2 separate regions of the Homo sapiens genome follow, and region 1 is linked to region 2. Evidence: read pairs that join two places in POLR2A ChIA-PET (ENCODE). Cell type or tissue: PC-9. All regions are shown on one strand.

The links. ChIA-PET counts read pairs that join two places held together with the same protein. Peaks named below come from ENCODE experiments on the same cell type or tissue, not always from the same donor. Only the 100,000 strongest peaks of a DNase experiment are listed, where the experiment ranks them.
Region 1: POLR2A ChIA-PET joins it to region 2 with 21 read pairs; 20 of 35 experiments call an interaction of 5 or more read pairs at or near these places.

What each region holds. Positions count from the first base shown.
Region 1 is chr11:65,845,496-65,847,995 of GRCh38, reverse strand. The region is part of intron 1 of SNX32 (sorting nexin 32); the gene reads right to left. Among named protein-coding and RNA genes, the nearest start is that of CFL1, 11 kb to the left of the region's middle. In PC-9, no CTCF peak of the experiment used is centred here; no DNase peak of the experiment used is centred here.
Region 2 is chr11:65,787,609-65,790,108 of GRCh38, reverse strand. The region is part of intron 1 of OVOL1 (ovo like transcriptional repressor 1); the gene reads right to left. It overlaps LOC124902693, which reads left to right. Exons shown (of 7, transcript XM_047427980.1): 7 at 672-1,108. OVOL1-AS1 (OVOL1 antisense RNA 1) reads left to right here. Exons shown (of 2, transcript NR_108085.1): 2 at 672-1,108. Among named protein-coding and RNA genes, the nearest start is that of OVOL1, 1.8 kb to the right of the region's middle. In PC-9, no CTCF peak of the experiment used is centred here; no DNase peak of the experiment used is centred here; H3K4me3 peaks cover 1,787 bases; H3K27ac peaks cover 971 bases.

The sequences.
Region 1 (2,500 bases), 58 kb before region 2:
TGTCCGGCATGAAGGAATTGACCCTGAGGTCACTGGCCACTGTTTACAGGGTTATCTCTACATTGTTTCTCACTTTTTTTTTTTTTTTGATAGCATCTTGCTCTGTCACCCAGGTTGGAGTGCAGTGAAGTGATCTCGGCTAACTGCAAACTCTGCCTCCCAAGTTCAAGCAATTCTCTTGCCTCAGCCTCCTGAGTAGCTGGGATTACAGGCACACGCCACCACTCCCAGCTAATTTTTGTATTTTTAGTAGACACGGGGTTTTGCCATGTTGGCCAGACTGGTCTTGAACTTGTGAGCTCAAGTGATCTGCCTGCCTCGGCCTCCCAAGGTGCTGGGATTACAGGTGTGAGCCACTGCACCCAGCCCCCTTTTGTTTTTTTAATTAAGGTATAAGTTATATACAGGAAAGTGCACAAATTTTAAGTGTAAAGCACCAATTATTTGTATATGTGTATACAGCTGGGTAACCATCACCCAACTCAGATCATGATAGATATATATTTTATTTATTTATTTGGAGACAGGGTCTTGCTCTGTCACTCAGGCTGGAGTTTGGTGGCGCCATCACAGCTCACCGCAGCCTCCGTGATGAGCTGGGCTCAGACAATCCTCCTGACTCAGCCTTCCAAGTAGCAAGGACCACGGGCATGTGCCACCATGCCCAGCTAATTTAAAAATTTTTTTTTAAAAGTGCTGTAATCCAGCACTTTGGGAGAGAGGCTGAGGCAGGAGAATTGCTTGAGCCCAGGAGTTTGAGACGAGCCTGGGCAACATGGTGAGACACCCTTCGACCCCCATCTCCACAAAAAAACTTTAAAAATTAGCTGGGTGTGGTGGCACATGCCTGTGGTTCCAGCTACTTGGGGGGGGCTGAGGTGGGAAGATTGAGCTTGGGAGGTGCAGGCTGCAGTGAGCCAGGATCTCGCCGCTGCACTCCAACCTAGGTGACAGAGTGAGAAACTGTCTAAAAAAAAAAAACAAAAAAAACTAAAGCTAAATTTTTTTTTTTGAAATGGAGTTTCACTCTTGTTGCCCAGGCTGGAGTGCAATGGTGCAATCTCAGCCCACCACAACCTCCGCCTCCCGGGTTCCAGCGATTCTCCTGCCTCATCCTCCCAGGTAGCTGGGATTACAGGCGCCCGCCACCACGCCCAGCTAATTTTGTATTTTTAGTAGAGATGGGGTTTCTCCATGTTTGTCAGGCTGGTCTTGAACTCCTGACCTCAGGTCATCCTCCCGCCTTGGCCTCCCAAAGTGCTGGGATTACAGGCGTGAGCCACCGTGCCTGGCAAAAAACATTTTTTTAAACACTCCGGAAGGCTCCTTCTTGCCCCACACCCATCAATTATCTCCCACCCCAGAACTAACCACCATTCTGACTTCTATCACCATAGATTATTCTGGCGTATTCTTTTTTTTTTTTTTCGAGACAGAGTTTCACTCTTGTTGCCCAGGCTGGAGTGCAATGGCACGATCTCAGCTCACTGCAACCTCTGCCTACCAGGTTCAAGCAATTCTCCTGCCTCAGCCTCCCGAGTAGCTGGGATTACAGTCATACACCACCACGCCCAGCTAATTTTGTATTTTTAGTAGAGATGGGGTTTCTCCTTGTTGAAGCTGGTCTGGAACTCCTGACCTCAGGTGATCCGCCCGCCTCGGCCTCCAAAGTGCTGGGATTACAGGCGTGAGCCACCGCACCCGTCCTGGCCTATTCTTTTTTTTGAGACGAAGTCTCACTCTGTCGCCCAGGCTGGAGTGCAGTGACATGATCTCAACTCACTGCAACCTCTACCACTCAGGCTTATGGGATTCTCCTGCTTCAGCCTCCCAAGTAGCTGGGATTACAGACGCCCACCACCACGTCCAGCTAATTTTTGTATTTTAGCAGAGACGGGGTTTCACCATGTTGGCCAGGCTGGTCTTGAACTCCTGACCTCAGGTGATCCACCCACCTTGGCCTCCCATAGAACTGGGATTACAGGTGTGAGCCACTGAGCCCAGCCTATGCTGGCCTGCCTATTCTTGAACTTCACAGAAATGCAATTATGCATTGTGTATTCTTTTGTGCCCCTGTTCTTTAGAGAGCTCTCTACGTTGTTGAGTGGAGAAGCAGTTATTTTCATTGCTGTGTCTTATTTCATTACATGATTATATCATAATGTATGTATCTACTGTTGATGGTCATTTGGATTATTTCAAGTTTTTGGCTATTATGAATAAAGCTGCCATGAACAGTTTTTTGTTGGTTTTTTTTTGAGATGGAGTTTTGCTCTTGTTGACCAAGCTGGAGTGTAATGGCAAGATCTCGGCTCACTGCAACCTCTGCCTCCTGGTTCAAGCGATTCTCCTGCCTCAGCTTCCTGAGTAGCTGGGATTACAAGCATGGGCCAGCATGCCTGGCTAATTTTTTGCATTTTTAGTAGAAACGGGGTTTCATTATGTTGGCCAGGTTGGTCTCAAACTCCTGACCTCAGGTGATCCGCCCACCTTGGCCTTC
Region 2 (2,500 bases):
CCCTGTCACTCCAAGTCAATATTGACATAACAAAGGAAGGCGAGGGGAGGGTGGTTGGGGGGGTGGGTGGGGGAGCGGTTCAAGGTGGCTTCCTAGCCAGTAATCCTTTCAAATCTCCAGGGTGCTTGCAACCATCTTCACCTCTTCCCAGGGGAAAGATTCTGCCCCGGGAGTAAGAAGCTCTAGAATTCTGCCTTGGGGAGAGAGGCTGATGGGATTGTCAAACTGGGGCCCTGGAATCAGTGCTGTCGGGCTGGGGACCAGTGTCTCTGGCCTGTAAAACCTTCTCCCAAAACCTTCTGGGAGGCTTTGAGGGTCTCAGAGGAACCTGGCAGGAAGGTCAGAACTCAAACACTCCCACATTCCTGGGCCCTCCACTGGAAATGGGGTCAACGCTTAGCTGGTCACAACTTACCAGGAATCTGTGAGGTGAACGGAAACGTGCCCAGCTGGCTCTGGGGTCATGGTTGGCTGGTGATGGAATGGCCCAGCCAGGGGACAGGCCAGCACAAAACGCACCCCCACTCTCCAGCCATCTGAGGCACCCGAGCGTGGACTGAGGACAGTCCCTTTCTCATTGCCAAAAACTGTGGGAAAACTCTCCAGTGGGCCACATGACTTTCAGAGGTAAAATTAAGTTCTCTATCTTCTACCCTTTACTTGACCCACAGGATTCTCTCCTTGCCATGGGGATGAGGACAAATTCTCCCTTCATCCTTGAGATTGGACTCCCGCCACACATCCTGGAGGAGCCTACAGAGAAGCCGGCAGGTCTCCCTCACCTGGATGGTGCCAGCGGGTGGCCTGGACCACCCAGAGGCCCTCTCCTGCACCTGACAGGAAGCCCCTGGGGCATACGTCTCCCCTGCCACTTCCACTGTGGCCACTGGAAGTGTGGCAGAGAAAATAGCTAGGACAAAAAGAAGTCAATGATTTCAACCAACGGAATTTCTTTGTCCTTTGTAAAAATCAACACATGATCTGTTACTGATTGGGATGTGAAATAAAACTAAAAATAACAGCACACTGAGCCTGGCTCAGGGCTCAGCTCACCTTTACCACGGTCCAAGTTCAGTTTATCAGATCCCAAGGAGCAGCTAAGCAGCAAGTCAAACACAGGTGAGGGTGGAGGGCGGAGGGCGGAGCGGGGAGGGGGCTCTGGCCCTCTGCGTGCCCCCACCAACCCCCAGGTAGAGAACCAGCCAGCTCACCAGGGAGTGTGGCCAAGCAAGAAGCTATACACAGAATTCTGAGCCCACACCCTAATCTGCCTCAGGTGGGGAGGCCACTCACTTCCCTTTTTGCCTCAGTTTCCCCACTGGGGTTACCAGGGTCTTCTGGCACATTCCCTTGTTTTAAGGAACGGTGGAAGAGGGGTCCCCTTGAGATCAGGTTAAGCTGTGAAACATCCTGCCAGCGCCACAGGCCACTGGGTCCTGGAAGGTCAGGCCACAAAGACCTCACCAGGACACTGTCTCCAACAGCTTATTCAGGAGGGAAACTGAGCAAGAGCCCTCACGGGGCCCCTCACTGCTGCCCTCATTTCCCCACTTTCCTACAAGGCCTGGGGCGGTGCCAGGGAGTCTGCAGATCAAGGGTCAAAGTCAGTTGGTTAATTACTCCTCCCCTCCCCCCTCGGAGGGGCTGGGCTGGGCGTTCAGAGCGTCCACGCCCCGCCCCCAAGGCCTGGGGAGGGGGCGTTCGGAAGGAAGCAGGCTTTCTCCAGACCAAAGACTTTGTTGGGGGTGGGGGAGGACAGAAGGGGTAGGAGTGTTCTTGGGGCGTTCAGGGGAAGATGCCGCTGGAGGAAGAAGCAACTCTCACAGTCGACGCTGTCTAGGCGTCTGCCAAAAATAACTGGGTACACCAGCTTCCCCGGGCCTGGCCCTCCGCTGTGGGGTGGGCTCCCTGCAGCTGCTTTCCATGCAATTGTGCCCTCCGCAAGGTGAAGGAAGTGCGTTTCTAGCAGAGGTGAGACCCGATCCCACCTCTGCTTTAAGGGCAAGCGGGGCGCAGCGGGCGCCTGTCCCACCGTCTCGGCTCACTGCGCGGGACTAGCAGCCGGAGCCCAACGAAAATTTGGGGGCCCACGCCCCCCACCGGCCCGACCCTCACTCCGACCCGGCCACCAGTGTTGTGGGGGAGGAGGAAGGACCTGTGCGAGCGGCTGAAGCTCTGAGCTTTTAACACAAATCTCGGCCGAAACTCCAGCCCGCTCCCCGCCCCCCAAAGTGGCATCGCTCCAGTGCCTTCTCCCGCCTCATGCGAGTCCCGGTTTTCTGGATTTACGACGTCGGAGCCGAGGGTCGCCTGAGCGGTGACACACCCCGCTGCCTCCTCTGTGCCGCGGTTCAGGGGGTGGGGGTAGGCGGTTCCGCGCCCCCTGGCCCTGGGAGCGGCTCCCCTTCCACCATGCAGCCCCCGCCCCGACCAGCGCTCTTCCGCCGGCCCCGCCCCCGCCCCCCGAGTCCCGGGTCGAGAGCCGCGGGCCCACCCAGCC